Linked DNA regions of Homo sapiens: regions 1 and 2 are each linked to region 3. The links are chromatin loops, found by intact Hi-C in ENCODE. Cell type or tissue: GM12878. All regions are shown on one strand.

Region 1 (4,000 bases), 220 kb after region 3:
ACCTAAGAAATATTTTCATTCTTTTTAGCAAGTTAGAGCTTTCATTTCTGTCATTTATTAAGATCATTATCCAAAAATGTTGAGCCACCCTGTTTCTGCAAAATTGAAAATGCAAACTTTGATTCGGTAAGTTCATCTCTTTTCCTAAGCTCCCTTTGAGAGGATTAATCAGAGAGTGTGAGGGTGAGAGTTCACTAGTAAATTAGTTTTAGAGCTTTTGCTTAGGTGAATTATAAATGGACTTGAAAGCTTTTGAAAGCTAGAGGGAAAAAAAATCACATGACCCTAAAAAAGGATGTGTCAGGGCAGGGGAGTAAATGTGAGACAAGGAAAGTACTCAACTCTGTAGAGATGATGGACTCAACAAGGTTGATGTCCGGCACAGAGAATCTCTGATACCAGTGATGACTCCCAAGAATTAAGACCATCCATTACCACCCTTGCCTCCTCCTGCAGATCCCTGTGCCACAGGACAACTTAATGATATAACCACAGCCCTTCCAGAGCACCATGAAAGACAAAGGCCAGAGAAGGAGGGGACAGAGGAGGACTTCAGGCTCAGCCTTATAAAAGCCTTGAATAGCACTGAACCTTCCATTTAGGATGACTGCTTTCAAACATAGGCCTGAGGCACACCTATAGGTCATGGTGGTGGGAGCTCTGGGAGAGTTGCAGCAGAGGACCTGTATGCTGTCATTGTTGTTATTATAAATGTTATTTCCTGGATAATTTCTAAGACTCCATAAACCACTATACTTATAGTCAACACACATGTGTGTTTCTTGTAGGCAGTGTACTTCAGTTAACCTGTCTAGCCTTGAAGAATGTACTAGTCCTGTGTTGTGGAAACAGGATGAAGGGAAGTTTTGAAATTAGAGACTCTCTTTATGGTGATGTGTCATGAATATCACTGGGGAAAGAAGACTTTTCCAGTTTTCCTATTTGAGGGCCAAGACTTATTATTTTTAAAAGGAATATATGTGTCTTATAAAAATGCAAGTGCATATAGTAGAATGAAACAGAAATGAATTCCTATTATCCCACTGCATTTAATGTATTCCTCCAAGATAACCATGCTAACAGCAGGTTTTCATTTGCACACAAATAGAACCATAATTTGCCAGTTCTGCAACTTGATGCACTGAGTAGATCATGGCATCATGGTTTACCTCATTCCTTTTAGTGACTGCATAGCAGTCCATTATGTAAATGCGACTTAGTGAATCTGTCCGTTTCTCTCTGAATAAACATTCCGTTGCCGCAATGAACATGCTCTGGTCCCAACTCTTCCCAGCAGCCTTGAAACAGATGATTCCTTAGAAAAGCTCCAGAATTATTCAGGGCCGCTTTCTATTTTTGCTTTATGTATTCCAAATACAAAATCCCAAATCCAATTCTAAAGTTTAAACCAAAGTCTTAATAAAATAATCCTTGGATTCAGCACCTGGATTGATGTTCTCATCCTTAGGAGAATAGAATTGTTCCCAGGTTGCTCCCTTTAGTACTTCTATTCCAGTTTGCGCAGTAACAGAGCTAATCGTGCTACCAGAAATGGAGCTACACAATAATCCCAAGTCACGCTTTGTCCCAGAGTCTTGACACTTTTCCCCTGGCTGTTTATCCAATGATCTCTTCAACTCATTTTGAGTCTATCTGGTCAGACAGCTTATCCACTGCACCTTATATGAAATCAGTTGGTTTTCTTTATTTACATATTTGCTTTTATCTTTCTCTTTTAAGCTTTTTTGTTTGTTTGTTTGTTTTTGGATTCAGGGAGCACATGTGCTTGTTTGTTACCTGGGTATTACACGCATAATGGTAGGGATTGGGGTTCTAGTGTACCTAGCACCCAAATATTGAACACTGTACCCAATAGGTAATTTTTCAACCCTCAAACTCCTTCCACCCTCCTTACTTTTGGAGTCCCCAGAGTCTATCTCCATCTTTATCTCTATGGGTATCCAATGTTTAGCTCTCAATTAAAAGTGAGAACATGTGTTATCTAACTTTCTGCTTCTGAACTAGTTCACTTATCTCTTTTAAGCTTTAAACATGTTTTTGACCTCAGTCTCAAGTTTGTTCAGCATTTCAGCATTTGGAGCTTTTGCTCATGGTTACATTTGTGTGAAATTTGCACTTTCATTTCCTGGCCACATGAATCACTGCAACCTCAAGCAGACAGAGCCATCACTGTGCACTCAGGCTTGGCATTTGGTGCCCAGCCCAGTGAGAAGGGCCCATGACGAATAGCCTTATGGCTGGTACCATTGAGTCCTCAGCTGATCACACAATGAAGGAACTAACAGCCCTGCCCATAATAAACACATCCAGAAGAGACCCCAAAATCCCTGCCAAAGAAGACATTATTGTGTTTTTCACTAAAGAAAAGCATTCATTACATTCATTAAAAAATTATTATTTGAATTCTTCTTATCATATACATGTATTCACTATTAAAATTTTTAAGGCAATCTGTGATTTAAATGTTATCTATCTTTCTGGTTATTCTGTATACATACATATGGGTATGCATTTTATTATGTAAATGTTCCTGTGCTCTAGATCACCCTATCTTCATTCACAATGGAGTAGAAAACTGAACCTTAGAATGGATTCAGTGTAGGACCAAGATGATGGGATGGATCACTATGATAAGCAGGTTGGCTTCAGCTTCAACAAAAAAAATGTTTCTACATGGTTGTCAATCTAAGCACCTCTTAGACTGGAGGAGGATATTTGTTGGGGCAGGATTATGCTGGTGGTGATGGAGGTTGTGGTAGTAATGAGCTGGCTCTGTGGGAGGGGATGCCTGTCCCCTGGAGGTCTACTTACTTTGCTGCAAGAAACAAGCAGGCATCCCGCTTGCCTGGAGTCCTTCATGGCTGGTTGCAATAACTTATTTTCTAAGCTAACCCCAGATGCCCAGTGCCTTATTTTTATAAGCACAATTCAATGTTGAATAGAAAGAAGTCATTGTTTACAGCAAAGCATAGAGTATTTTAAAGCAACCTTTTAATTTAATTCATTATGAAACTTGTTTTGAAAAAGGAAAAATAATCCTTGGATTCAGCACCTGGATGTGTGAAATGTGTCTTGAGGCATATTTCAGCATGTGTCTCAAGGAGGTGAAAAGGTGGGATTGCCAGAGTAAATGACACTTGGGGGTCCTAAGTACGGAGGAATCCTGGGGGAGGATGCTGAGCTAAAAGCTAATTTGCAAGGCTTTGCCTTCTTTTTTCCCTTCAGCACATCCTTGTGAGCTCTACTGCCGACCCATAGATGGCCAGTTTTCTGAGAAAATGCTGGATGCTGTCATTGATGGTACCCCTTGCTTTGAAGGCGGCAACAGCAGAAATGTCTGTATTAATGGCATATGTAAGGTATTGGGTATGTTTCCTTAATCTACAACTTTATAAAATCATGACTTTTACTAATTTGGGAAGTCAGATGTTCTAGGTTTGTGCTTTCACAGCATTTACACCTCATCTGTTTTTTATATATAGTTCATGAAACGAAAAGATAAGACTTCCCAGTGTTCATCAAAGTCACAGTTTTGGATTGAATAGTTTTTTCCTTCTGCCGTCATCTTCATTTCTTGATTAGTTGATGTGCACTACGATATTGTTTTAGACATTGAGCATGAAAAAGAGGAATTATCAGGAAAACCCAGCCCAGATTATTTCAGTGGCATTAAATTTGAGAAAAACTGAAATTAATAATAGTTTCTATGGTACTTTTCATAATGCATTTTCACATTTAATTCTCCATTGACTATCAACATGAGCTTCTCAGAGAGACGGCATGACAATAGTTACAAAACACGTTTCTGATTTCTATGTAATTTTTCCACACTCACTTCATTAATCAAGTCTATATAAATTATTTAGACCTGATGTGTTGATGCTTTTAAGTGTGTAACCATTAAAGAATTCCTTGTTGCTGCTTGCATTTTATTTTGCAAGGAACTGAGGAGCAGGACTTGTGATCCAACCCCCAGGCA
Region 2 (4,000 bases), 260 kb after region 3:
GGTTAGAAAGAGTGACGTGTCCTGGTTTGTTGGCGATCAGCGCTGTTGGAACATATACTGATAGGGGAATCAGTAGAAGCTACTGATAAAAGAAGGGTTCTTTTAAAAATAAAAGAGAGGTTCAAAGGGTCTCTAACCCATCCCTTCTACTTGATCTCAGAGAGGACTCATATCCAAACTACAGTAAACTTTTACAGAATTCTGGAACAACTACAGGCTCTTCAAAGATCTCAAACATAGGCACACACATACACACACACACACACACACACACTTAGACATTTAGATAAAACATAAAATCTCCATAAATATAAAAACAGTATTTTAGAAATCTCCAACAAGAGGTGGGATTATGGCAAACACCCAAAAGAATGAGATGGGCAGCAGAGAACAACTGGACCATGGCTCCTGAGCCCTGGACCTGGAAGACCTTTACAGGAAAAAAAAAAAAAAAAAAGGAAGAAGAAGATGGTTTTCACTTTAATCTTGTGAGACTAAGACTAAGCTGTTTTAGTCCATTTTGTGTGGCTGTACCAGAATACCACAGACTGGGTAATTTATAAAGAACAAATTTATTTCGTGGCCAGGTATGGTGGCTCACTCTGTAATCCCAGCACTTTGCGAGGCCGCGGCAGGATTACTTGAGCGCAGGAGTTCGAGACTAGCCTGGGTGACAAAGCAAGACCCTTTCTCTATAAAAATAAAAAATAAATTTCTTTTAAAAATAAACATTTCTCACAGTTCTGGAGATTGGATGGCCAAGATTGGAGGTTCATTTGATCTGGCGGGGGTCTTCTTGCTGCATCCTCATAAGGCTGAAGGAGGAAGGGCAACAGAGGACAAACGTTCATGTCCTCATACAGAAGAGTGAGAGGGAGTAAACCACTCCCAAATCCTTTTCCAAGTGGCCTTAATCCATTCATGATGGTAAAGCCCTCACGATCTAAACACCTCCCATCAGATCCCACCTCCCAACACTGTTATATTGAGGATTAAGTTTCTAACACATATGTTTTGGGGAACACATTCAGACTATAGCAAAATCACAGGCAATATGTCCCCTAAGGGACTGTAGAGAAAACTCCAAGAAGAGAAAACAAGAACGTCTATTATCACTTTGCAGTAATACAGCTGAAAGCCCTGTAGCAAGTACTTAGATAAATTAGGCTTTCAACCAACTCAGATTAAGACCTTTTCAGAATGGCATTTTATATATTCCCTTGGCCTGCCCTCCTTTAGAAAAGTCAGAGGCAGGACAAAGTAATTAGATTAATACAGTGGGGCACTTATTTGGTTTCACATCATACTGTTCCAATATTATTAGCTCTTTATCCACTGATGTTAAACACCAAAGAATAAATAAGTAATCTCAATTACTTATTAAATGAAGAATATGATTGAATTGAGGAATTGCTTTCTTCTGATATTTTTAACTTGAGATTAAAAGTGTCACAATCAAAAGAAATTCTACATAAATAAATCTAATATTTAGTAAATAAAAATAAAAGTAAAAAGTTTTATCTTCAAAATTACCAAAATTCAATGCTGTCTCAAGTCAGGAGGCTTTCCTGAAGTCAGGAATGAAGGACTTCCCCCAGTGTACTATTTTCCCATGAAAAATAGAAGTGCCCCACTTGTTACTATATGAAGGGATGGACAAGCGGGCTGTACACAGGAAAAATAATGGACACAAACCACACTGGGTGAAGACACTCAATCTGTCTTCGGTGTTGGGGAAGATTTGCACAATAATGGAGAAGATGGACAAGAGATGGCTCCCTGCCATTTTCAAAAGCTACTTTTATGTAACCAGTGGGCCCACATCCTAGATTATTGAGTAAAAAACGATTTTATTTATGTTTATTCTTTTTCTACTCATTTCTTATCAAAGGGACCAGTGAGAATATTAACAAGTAGACTGCAGGAGATAGGGAAAAAAATAAAGGCAATATCCCTGATTGATCGCCTCCTAAATAATTTAAAAATTTATGTTTAAGTAGCTACTTTACATTCAATTAAGAGCCAGGAGACCTAGAGTCTAATTGGACTCTTTTATTCAATAGCATGGTCAAAATAACAATAAATCATAACAAATGCTTGAGTTCTTGTTATATGTCAGGCTCTGTACTATGCACATTACATGAATTGGTCTTTCATTTCATGTACAACACAACACTCATATAAAGAAAATATATTTTCACACCCATTGAATAATGAGAAAGCGAGGCTTAAACTTGCTTAAAGTTGCACAGCAGAACCCTGGACCTCAGTTTTCTTCCTGAAAAGAGAGGGCATGCATATATATTTTTTTCTCATTCAAAAACATGCGTATTTAGCAACAGCTCATGCCAGGCGCCCTGCAGAGCTACGGAGCTATGATTGAAGACACGGTGGCCCTGTCTGCAGCACGCCCCCTAGTGGGTTGGAGTGTCTCCATGGCCCTTCCAGCCCTGTGATCTGCATTTCTGCCCCTGCTTTCTCAGTGGTTGAATGGAACATATGCGTAAGTTGGCGATCTTCTCTCACATATCCATGTTTGCCTGCAGGTGGTGGGCAGGGGAGTGGGAAGCATGCTCGGCGACATGCGGGCCCCACGGGGAGAAGAAGCGAACCGTGCTGTGCATCCAGACCATGGTCTCTGACGAGCAGGCTCTCCCGCCCACAGACTGCCAGCACCTGCTGAAGCCCAAGACCCTCCTTTCCTGCAACAGAGACATCCTGTGCCCCTCGGACTGGACAGTGGGCAACTGGAGTGAGGTGAGCTCAGGGCTCGGCGGGGAAACTGGCATTATTCAAGCTTCATCAGCCCCTGCCTTCCTTCTCATTATCCAATCCAAAGTGACCCTAGGTAAAATTGCAAAATAGCCAGTGTTCATCACCCCTGGCCTGTCTCCTGCCTTTCCTGTGTCCACTACTTATTTTCCATTCATAGGGGATCTTGCTCCCACTTGCTCAATGGTCAGCTTACTATCTGACAGGGGTGAGGTAGACCCCCCACTCCCAGTACAGGATCACAAAGACTAGTTAATAAATCATCAGAAGCTTGGCCAGGCCCATTGTTAAACCACTGGTAGCAGATAAGGGACCTCCCACACACCCCAAAAGTGGTTTATAAAACATTGACTGCACATCACTGTAGTTAACCCAAACCAAAAGAGTGTCGCTTGACACTGAGAAAAATCCCCTCAAATTATCCATCTATTCACCATGTGTCAAGTCCAAACCAGACCAAGGTTTCTAACATCTATTATCAGACACACAAGTTCAGATAAATGTTGCATTTTCCCAAAATTAATTTGATCTAATTATCTGACTATAATTGGAAATCAGTAAGCTGGAAGGTTATGAAAAGCTCTCTCAGGCTTTAATTTTCTTTGGGTCACTTTGGAATCTGGTTTCATCAGGCATTGTCATGTTCCCAGTTATTAGTGGAAGGCCCCAAAGTCTCCAAGGGCCTCAGCTCTGCTTCTCTATGTGCAGTTCAGTGAACAACCTAAGAATAACTAGAAAATACATGTTTTTTAAAAATTAACAGGCCAGAGTTTAGAGATGGATGCTGACTTTATCTTACGAGCTTCCTTGAGAAGCCGTATGCTTCCATGATAATGCTACCACTGGACAGGCACCTGTAATCCCAGCACTTTAGGAGGCCGAGGAAGGAGGATCACTTGAGCTTAGGAGTTTGAGACCAGCCCAAGCAACATGATGAAACACCATCTCTATGAAAAATACAATTAGCCAGTCATGGTGGCACATGCCTGTAGTCCCAGCTACTTGGGTGGCTGAGGCAGGAGGATCGCTTGAGACTGGGAGATCGAGGCTGTAGTGAGCTGATATCATGCCACTGTACTCCAGCCTAGGTGAGAAAGTGAGACCCTGTCTCAAAATAATAATAATAACAATAATGCCACCATTGCTCAGGATATTTTAGGAACTCCTGTGAGGACTCAGGAGAAAATGGAGAATATCTGATTCAGGAGAATGCCACAGAAAGTCAATT
Region 3 (4,000 bases):
AAAGTTTACCACTGATTCTTTCTCTTTCTGGTCCTTCAGTATTCTCAGCCGATCTCTAAGGACTTTTTTTTTCTGTTTACCAAACTGAGCTTTCTGGGAATTTTCTTTGGCTTTTCTTTCTCTTCCTTGGTCTTTGTTTTAGTTGTTTTTACAATTTGGTTTTGTTGTTGTTGTTGTTGTTAGCACATTTGCAGAAGAAACACAGGAGGTTAAACTGTTAGATAATATAAGGCTTAGGAATAGTCAGTGGTCTCTTATCTTTTCCAACCTCTACAGAGCTTGATAAGGAAAGAATATGGGGAATGTGCCACTCATGGCAGAGCTTCCGGACAAATTAGAGTTGATTGATAAGCAGGCTATGGTGTGTGTGTGTGTGCTTGCACATGCGTGTGTGCACATGAGCATGTGTATGCCCATACTGGGAGTAGCTAATGCAGAATAAGTCTGCAGAAAGGGGTTTTACCTGAACGTATGGTGCAGAATAAATGAATGAAATCAGCTAGGCTTACTGAAAAAGACATAAAAGCATCTCTGCATCTTTTTTCTTCATTTATTTGAAATTGCATTGCAGCAGAGGGCACATCTGATCTTGGAGGTTGGATATTGTGGGGGACTGGGCAGCAATCCAGTATCCCTTCTGAGCAGATACTCTTTTCTATCTGGAAGGTTGTGATAACAGTTGCTTTGGCAATGACCAGAGGAGGATTTGAGATGTATCGGTGAGTGCTTTACATCCCTCCTCTGGAAAGGATTCTCTCTTTTACTAGTAAATCCTTTTAATTCAATTAGTTAATTCAACTGTTTCAATAAAGAGATTCAAATTTGACAAATAGACTCCTCTTTCCTTTTATTTTATTTTATTTTTTTGAGATGGAGTCTCGCTGTGTCACCCAGGCTGGAGTGCAGTGGCGTGATCTCGGCTCACTGCAAGCTCTGCATCCTGGGTCCATGCCATTCTCCTGCCTCAGCCTCCCGAGTAGCTGGGACTACAGGTGCCCACCACCATGCCTGGTTAATTTTTTGTATTTTTAGTAGAGATGGGGTTTCACCACGTTAGCCAGAATGATCTCGATCTCCTGACCTCGTGATCTGCCTGCCTCGGCCTCCCAAAGTGCTGGGATTACAGGCATGAGCCACTGTGTCTGGCCTCCTTTTATTTTTATTGCTAGCTTAGTCCACTGTGATTTAGGCTTAAGACTTCAGAAGAGTACTCTGTCATGCGCAAGCACTGGACTTGGAGTTGGGAGACCTGAAGTTTATGCCTGAATGCTCCCATCTAGCCAGAAGCTCTAAGAGAAGTTTCTTAACACTCAAGATTCCAGCTTCTTTTTCTGGGAAATGAAGGCTAATTCCTAAGATCTTATAGAACTCAGGAACTCTGACCAAAGCATATCACCTCATGGGGTGATACGTGCAAAATTAGGTATATAGTTGTTTGTTTTATTGGTGGGTGACCTTAGACAAGACTTCGCCTCTTTAGATCTATTACTTTGGGTGAACTGGATCCTTGCAGCCCAGGGACCAGCAGGATGGGAAAAAACTCTCTCTTTGACCTTTGAATCTGAAAAACTAAACAGTCAAAAAATATGAAGGTGAGAAATAATATCCTAGCCCAGGTCATCCAGAGTAGATATTTACACTGTAACATTTTCTGTGCTGTGGACATGGATGGTGGCAGCATGATGCTGGTATCAGACTGTTCCTGTGAGGAAAAGGCTGCTGCAATGAGAGAGGCCTATGGTGTCGAGAGCCTGTTGGGCTTTCCAGGTAGGCAGATTTCAGTCATTAGCTCTGTAACTTTGGGCATGTTAGCTCTGAGATTGTAAAAGGGGCTGACAGCACCTGTTTTGGTTGGGAGGATGGGTGTGTAGCACTTAGCATAGTGCCACACCAAGAACTCTCTTGTGAAAGGGAACAAGAAGGCCTCCCAGAGGTCGCCGTGGCCAGCTTCCCCTGAGGTCTGATTAATCCTCTCTTTTAGTGAAACTTTCTGCTGAGTCATTGTGTCTGAAACCCAGAGGCATGTGAGACCATGCCACATCCTGGGTCAGGAAGTCCCCTTTCACCTGCTTAACCGATGTGCAGGTGACGGACCATTAGACGCTCGTGGTAAGGGTGGGTCACAGTCTGGTGGTGAGATCTGCTCCGTACAGACGATATGGTAAGAACAGATCATCTATTGAGAGTGAAAATCTCCGTGAGAGGAATCTAGGCTTTTCCCCCTTCGTTTTATAATACGTTTAGCAGGTAATAAGTTCACATGCTACAAAACTTAAAAGATAAAAAGGATTTACACTATAAAATACATCTCCCACCTGCCTCTGCTACTAGTATAGTGTGTGTATATATTATATACACATGCTATCTATATGTAGGTAATACATATATAATATGCTATGCAATACATATATATATTGATACAATGTATATTGCTATGCAATACATATATATTGATACAATGTATATATTGCTATGCAATACATATATAGATACTATATATTGCTATGCAATACATATATAGATACTATATATTGCTATGCAATACATATATAGATACTATATATTGCTATGCAATACATATATAGATACCATATATTGCTGTGCAATACATATATAGATACTATATATTGCTATGCAATACATATATATTGCTATGCAATACATATATATTGCTATGCAATACATATGTGTATTGCTATGCAATACACATGTGTATTGCTATGCAGTACATATATGTATATATTGCTATGCAATACATATATATATATTGCTATGCAATACATATATATATATTGCTGTGCAATACATATATATATATTGCTGTGCAATACATATATATATTGCTATTCAATACATATATATATTGCTGTGCAATACATATATATATATTGCTGTGCAATACATATATATATTGCTATTCAATACATATATATATTGCTATTCAATACATATATATATAGCTATGCAATACATATATATATATTGCTATGCAATACATATATATATTGCTATGCAATACATATATATATATTGCTATGCAATACATATATATATATTGCTATGCAATACATATATATATATTGCTATGCAATACATATATATATTGCTATGCAATACATATATATATTGCTATGCAATACATATATATATATTGCTATGCAATACATATATATATTGCTATGCAATACATATATATATTGCTATGCAATACATATATATATATTGCTATGCAATACATATATATATATTGCTATGCAATACATATATATATATTGCTATGCAATACATATATATATATTGCTATGCAATACATATATATAGATGTCTCTTCTCAACAGCTTAGATGAAAACACCACGATATATATATATCATGTGTGTGTATAATATATACACATTAAAGCTACTTAGGTGATTCTGGTGCAGCCAGGTTTGTAAGCTAATAATCTACGTTCTAGATTCATATTTTCTCTTCTGCTTCTCCAAGGCCTGCCCTCCCACTTCTCTTTTTCAGTGCTAATACTTGCAATCACCCTAGGTGATAGACACTCAAAATACTTCTGCTAAGAATAGAAGCCTGCTTGCATTTTCCCTAGGCAAGTTGTCATTGGGGCAACTGATTCAGAATACATCTCAACAATTCCAACAACCTCAAGTAACCTGTATAAAAGATAGGACTCTCTGAAGTCCAGTTTTGCAACTAATACCAATGAGGGAAACACAAATTTGACTTCTCAGGATTGGAGAGAAACATTTCTCATGATGTAGACATGTGTATCATAGGAAACATCCTACAGACAGTTTTCTTAAAATCTTGTATAGATCTTGTTCTTGTCTTCAACATTTCACATTCACATTCACAGAAGCTTCTGAAATCCCTCCATCTTTCACCTCACTATGTCGCTTGTTTGTCTATCCTCTGCCCTCATGTTGACTTCCTGTTGGGTGACAACTGGCACTTCAGGTTCTGGATTCTGGCTGAGCTGAGACACTCCAAGGTGGC

What was found. Peaks named below come from ENCODE experiments on the same cell type or tissue, not always from the same donor. Only the 100,000 strongest peaks of a DNase experiment are listed, where the experiment ranks them.
Region 1: a loop joins it to region 3, with 2.2 times the contacts of the local background. A loop is called at or near these places in 1 of 110 quality-filtered maps.
Region 2: a loop joins it to region 3, with 2.9 times the contacts of the local background. A loop is called at or near these places in 1 of 110 quality-filtered maps.

Annotation. Positions count from the first base shown.
Region 1 is chr5:33,630,160-33,634,159 of GRCh38, reverse strand. ADAMTS12 (ADAM metallopeptidase with thrombospondin type 1 motif 12) reads left to right here. Exons shown (of 24, transcript NM_030955.4): 13 at 3,247-3,380. Among named protein-coding and RNA genes, the nearest start is that of TARS1, 190 kb to the right of the region's middle. In GM12878, no CTCF peak of the experiment used is centred here; a DNase peak (open chromatin) is centred at 2,199.
Region 2 is chr5:33,587,356-33,591,355 of GRCh38, reverse strand. It overlaps ADAMTS12 (ADAM metallopeptidase with thrombospondin type 1 motif 12), which reads left to right. Exons shown (of 24, transcript NM_030955.4): 18 at 2,547-2,757. Among named protein-coding and RNA genes, the nearest start is that of TARS1, 150 kb to the right of the region's middle. RefSeq lists a silencer at 2,451-2,500. In GM12878, a CTCF peak has its summit at 2,415 (motif pointing left); no DNase peak of the experiment used is centred here.
Region 3 is chr5:33,848,279-33,852,278 of GRCh38, reverse strand. All of the region lies in intron 2 of ADAMTS12 (ADAM metallopeptidase with thrombospondin type 1 motif 12), which reads left to right. Among named protein-coding and RNA genes, the nearest start is that of ADAMTS12, 42 kb to the left of the region's middle. RefSeq lists an enhancer at 1,876-2,377. In GM12878, no CTCF peak of the experiment used is centred here; DNase peaks (open chromatin) are centred at 1,988 and 3,568; H3K4me3 peaks cover 839 bases; H3K27ac peaks cover 2,205 bases.